Linked DNA regions of Homo sapiens: region 1 is linked to region 2. A link is a contact called in ENCODE Hi-C or POLR2A ChIA-PET data. All regions are on one chromosome and are shown on one strand. The core of a region is the stretch at or near the end of the contact, and the rest is flanking DNA. Distances in the headings are between cores, read along the strand shown.

Region 1 (2,812 bases), core at 275-2,774, 120 kb after region 2:
CCACTGTATTATAAGTACCTGTTGATTTGTCTCTCTCTCCCCCTTGAACTGCAATTGAAAAAAGTAAATGATAAATATGAGTAGAATTAATGAATTCAACAACAATTTATTAGATACCTAGTGTATGACAGACAGCTTTTAGGCATTGGGGTTTGGAGCACAGTGGCAAATAGAATCCCTGACTTCATGGAGTTTTTATTGTAGTCAGAGGAAACAGATCATAACAAGGAAATAGACATCTTCACTACCTCAGATAGTGATAAGTGCTATGGATAAAAATAACACAGGGGGCTGGGCATGGTGGCTCACGCCTGTAATCCCAGCACTTTGGGAGGCCTAGGTGGGAAGATTACTTGAGCTCAGGAGTTCGAGACCAGCCTGGGCAACATGGCGAAACCCCATCTCTACTAAAAATACAAAAATTAGCCAGGCACGGTGGTGGGCGCTTGTAATCCCAGCTACTAAGAAGCCTGAGGTGGGAGAATCGCTTGAACCCGGGAGGTGGAGGTTGTAGTGAGCCAAGATTGCATCATTGTACTCCAGCCTGGGCGACAGAGTGAGACTCTGTCTCAAAACAAACAAACAAATAAAGCAATGGGGAATGCTGGGGTAGGGGAGCCCTGAAGAAGCAGCAGGAATAAGCCCCGTGGACAGCTGGTGGAGGGGGCATCCGGGCGGAGGGAGGGGTTGTGCATATGCCAAGGGCCAGGCATGGGCATTTGTGTTCCAGGTATTGGGGGGTGGGGCATGGGGAGGCCGTGAGAGGACAGTAATCAGATCAAAGAGATGTAGGACCTTGCACGTCACTACAAGGAGTTAGCTTTCTTCTCTTCTTCCTCCTCCTCCTCCTCCTCCTCCTTCTTCTTTCTTTGGCTAAAGCTGTCCTCCCCTCAGCCTCTTGAGTAGCTGGGACTACAAGTGTTCACCACCACACCTGGCTGGCCTTCTATTCTGAATGAGTTAGGAGTCAATGGGAGGTTTTGAGTAGGAAGAGATATGATGTGGTTTTCCATTTGGAAAGGACCCTGTGGCTGCTGAATTGAGAATGGTGTGAGAAAGTAAAGACTGAAGCAGAAAAACAGTTTGGAGGCTACTGCAACAATCCAGGCAAGAAGTGATGGTGGCTTCATCATGGAGGAAGGGAGCCACTCAGGTTCTGGATAGCCTGGGAGGTTGAGCAAGCCATGAAATGGGAGAGAAAAAGAGGAATCAAGCCTGATTCCGAGACTGCTGGCAGGAGCGCCTGGAAGGATGATGGTTACCTTCTCTATGGAGGGGAAGGTATGGGAGAAGACAGCATGGTGTGTGAAGAAGTCCAGAAGTTTGGTTTTGGACATATTAAGTTTCAGTTGCTTAGTAGATATATCTTTCTTATTTATGTTGAATTCTCCATCCAACTTAGAGGGTAGACAGGGTTTCTTTTTCAGTATTACAATCTAACAGGAACTGAGAACTTACAGAACAGACCAGTAGGAACTGAAACAGTAGAAGGGTTGGGGAAGAGGGTTTTGAGTGTTTTTGTTTAAATATAAGGAGACAAATTTACATCCCACAATCCGTTTTCCTTCAGCAACTAGTAGTACTTTTCTCGCAGTCTTTAACAGCTAGCCAGGGCCACTAGCTCTCAGTGTTGTACTCCCTTGGACTAGGTAATTCTGAAGGAAAGATCAGAATAATGAGAAGTATGTGGGTCCTATTGGGAAAGGCAGCCCACCATGGACCCTGAAGGTCCCTGCCTGTTCTTGCTGAGTGTGCTGGATTTTTTTTTTTTTTTTTTTTTGAGACGGAGTCTCACTCACTCTGTCGCTCAGGCTGGAGTGCAGTGGCGTGATCTCAACTCACTGCAACCTCCGTTTTCTGGGTTCAAGCTATTCTCTTGCCTCAGCCTCCCGAGTAGCTGGGATTACAGGCATCCACCACCACGCCTGACTAATTTTTGTATTTTTAGTGGAGACATGTTGGCCAGGCTAGTTTTGAAACCCTGACCTCAGGTGATCCGCCCTCGTTGGCCTCCCAAAGTGCTGGCATTACAGGTGTGAGCCACTGCGTCCAGCCGAGTGTACTGGATTTTAAGACTGATCTGTCTCCTGATACTGAATGGTTTCTCTGGTTAGTCACACAGGCAATTAAGCAGGTCAAAGTGGAGAAAGACTGGCTTATTTGCTGCTTGCTCAAGGGCTGGGCCCTTAGCCCTGGGTTCCTCTCCTGTAATGCAACCCACTGCATGCGCAGGTATCATCTAGGACTATCATGTCATCCCTGTGTTGTGTATGGGGAAGGGAACTAGTGCAAATATGCTCATGTTGTTTGCTGTGCTGTGCTGTTAGTAATAAAATCCTTTGTCTCTGACCCAAGAGTCTTATGTCTTCTGCCAGCATCAATGAAACAGTTAACAGTGTAAGTTGGAGAAAGTTCCAGAGCTTTTACAGTTCTTGACAGGCCTCATCTCTCTCAAAGGAGTCTAAAGCTCCATCTGGGATTAAGGGGTAGCTTGGGGTGAAACATGATGGGGATCTGGCCAGATGCCCCAGGTCCAGCTAGGAAGGAATCCATTTTCTCTTGGGGACTTTGGTACTGAATGAAATATTTGGAGATGGGAGCAAAATGAAGGAAACAGATTATATGAAGTTTAAGGGATTAGGCTAATTTCCAATTTGTTGATACTCCTTGATTCAACATATAGTGGTAAACATGAGTCCTTTTGTAATCCCTTAGGCTTAAGTAGAAGATGGGGACAGGTGGAAAGTGCATTTTTAGAGTAAAGGTAGCAGATAATGATTGCTGAAACAAAAGAAATCCAAGTCCACTTTTG
Region 2 (2,700 bases), core at 136-2,635:
TCTTGAAAAACATACAGTTAAACAGAGACTGAGAATAAATACATCCCTTTATGTAAGCCAAAAATTTGTTAACTAGAGGAATGTAATAGTTTGTATTCATTCTTGCCATTTATTTTATAAATCCAATGATTAACAAGTATTCTTAACTTACCTAGGGAATGTTTTAAACAGAAATATGTTAGTGAAGTATTTGGTTTTTGCTATTGTTGCTACACTTTTAAGAAATCACACTTTTTCGCGCCACTGCACTCCAGCCTGGGCGACAGAGCGAGACTCCGTCTCAAAAAAAAAAAAAAAAAAAAATCACACTTTTAGGAGGGCAATATTCAGGCACTACTTATTTCGTGACAACTTTCAAAAGATACATGAAAAGTACATAGGAACAATTAAAGCTTCATTCAGTTTAGCCTCATAAATTCAAATCCAAAAAGTGGCATCAAGCAGCCCAGATGAATTTCCACAAATATAATCTTCACTATACTTAAACATGCAGAAATAAAAGTTATAATGCTTTCTTCAAATCTAACATTGCATTCTGTCCCCACATCTCCACGCAAACTACTTTCATCAAGGTCATTTAAAATGTTTCAATGGCCTCATCTTTCCTCTTAACCTCTGTTGCATTTGGCAGTGCAGACTCTCTCTTCCCTTTAGCCATTCTCTGTGGAACCTCCCTTGGTTCTCTCTCTGTCCTCCTCTTTCCTTGTCTCTTTACTCCTCCTAAAATATTTGAATTCCTCAGGGTCTATCCTCCTCCATTCTTGTGCCACTTTATACACTCTTTGTACACTCTTCTCCATACTTTCTACATATCCTCATATATTTATTTCCAATCCAGACTTGTTTTGAGTTCTTACACTCATATGCAACTGCCTACTAAACATTTCTACTTGAATGTTCCCAGGGCCAACTCAGTTCAGCAAGTACAAAGCAAACTTATTCAAAACAACCTGTTCTTTCTCTTGAATTTCCTTTCAGGAAATGGCCCAATCATTAACCTAGTAATGGAAACAAACCTCAGAATGGACCCAGACTATTTTTTCTTCACACACAAGTTTAATTCATTCAACAGCTTTTCGATCTGCCAACTTCTCTTCATCCCAAAAGCCACTGCCCACACTGCCTCCTACTTATATTTTATCAAATAGCATTCTGACTGGTTCTTTCTATGACCCTTCCCTCCTGACTCACTGACTACAGAATAAGTTCCAAGATCCTTTGCAAGGCACACAAGGCTATAATGAACTGCTCCTTGTCTAGTGCTAGACTCACCTCCTATCCTCCATCCTTCATAGGCTACATCCCAACTGAAGTTTGTTTTTCATTTGCTGTTTCTTTCGCTTATACTACCCTTTACTTTCACTTTCCTTCTGGTCAAATACGGATTCATCCTTGAGAACCCAGATTAAGTACCTAATTCTACTATTAGGCTATCGCTGAACCTGTTAAGTAGCATTCTCTCCTTTTTTCCTCCCATCACTCAGTAGTTTCATTAATGAGCTTATTACACTGGTATAGCAGTTCTCAAATTATAGTCCGTGAGATCAACTGAGGAGATCTGCAACGTCAGTATCTTCATAATAACATTTAAGATGTTATTTTTATCTTTCTCATTCTCTCAAGAGTATATATTGGGGTGAAACTTCTAAAATTGATTGTGGTTGTGACCATACAACTCTGTAAATATAAAAACAACTGAATTGTATACTTTAAATGTATGGCATGCGAATTATATCTCAATAAAGCTACTTATTAAAAATGGCAACATCGGCCAGGGTGTGGTGGCTCACACTTGTAATCCCAGCACTTTGGGAGGCTGAGGCAGGTGGCTCACTTGAGGCCAGGAGTTTCAGACTAGACTGGGCGACATGATGAAACCCTATCTCTGGGCATAGTGGTGTGCACCTGCGGTCTCAGCTACTCAGGAGGCTGAGGTGGAAGGATTGCTTGAGCCTGGGAGGTCAAGGCTGCAGTGAGCTGAGATCACACCACTGCACTCTCCAGCCTGGGTAAGAGAGCAAAATTCTGTCTCAAAAAGGAAAAAAAAATGGCCATATCAAGATATTCCTACCTAGATCAAAAAAAGACTGACAGAAACCATGGCTGAAGACTTGCCTTATAGTAAGTACTAAGGAAAATTCTTACACCAGATAGTAACTTAAATCCATAGGAAGAAATTAAGAACACCAAAATCAGTAAATTTGTAGGGAAATCTGAAACTACATAAACATTGATTTCTCTTATTTCTTTAAAAGATAACATTTTGTATCAAACAATTATAACATTCTTTTGTTGGGTTAATCACATATCTAGATGTAATCGATGTTATATAAATAACACAAAGGAAGAAAATGGAGCTATATTGAAGCAAAGCTGCTATATTTTACTGGAATTGTGTCAATATCAACCTGTAAGTAGACTGTGATCAATTAGGATGTGTATTACAATCTCCAGGATCAACATCTAAGATAATACATCAAAAAACAGTTTAAAAAAATTAGAGAAATTAAAATTGTACACTGAAAAATATTTAAAACCAAAAATGGCAACATAAAAGAGGTAACAAAAAAGACATGAAATATACAATAAAGAGCAAAACTGCACATATAAATTATCATCAGATATAAGTCATAGCAATAATTACATTAAATGTAAGTGGACTAAGTACTGTAATCAAGAAGAGTTTGCCAGTGTAATCGG

The links. Hi-C counts contacts between places; a loop is a spot of excess contacts on that map. ChIA-PET counts read pairs that join two places held with the same protein, here RNA polymerase II (POLR2A). Pooled maps may share reads with other maps.
Region 1: a pooled map shows a loop between it and region 2 (3-fold over the local background). The contact joins two enhancer-like sites. A Hi-C loop is called at or near these places in 2 of 168 maps with a recorded cell type or tissue (CD8-positive, alpha-beta T cell and naive thymus-derived CD4-positive, alpha-beta T cell), 1 of 37 single-sample maps with no recorded cell type and 9 of 50 pooled maps. POLR2A ChIA-PET finds 5 or more read pairs at or near these places in 5 of 52 experiments (BJ, T-cell, activated B cell and 2 more).

What each region holds. Positions count from the first base shown.
Region 1 is chr18:9,060,968-9,063,779 of GRCh38, reverse strand. LOC124904243 (a long non-coding RNA gene) reads left to right here. Exons shown (of 2, transcript XR_007066278.1): 2 at 1,022-2,349. Among named protein-coding and RNA genes, the nearest start is that of NDUFV2, 40 kb to the left of the region's middle. Within about 2 kb of position 1,524, at least 5 of the 41 ENCODE cell types and tissues checked have a DNase peak (open chromatin) inside an H3K27ac peak, as active enhancers do.
Region 2 is chr18:9,183,741-9,186,440 of GRCh38, reverse strand. The region is part of intron 2 of ANKRD12 (ankyrin repeat domain 12); the gene reads right to left. Among named protein-coding and RNA genes, the nearest start is that of ANKRD12, 48 kb to the right of the region's middle. Within about 2 kb of position 1,385, at least 3 of the 41 ENCODE cell types and tissues checked have a DNase peak (open chromatin) inside an H3K27ac peak, as active enhancers do.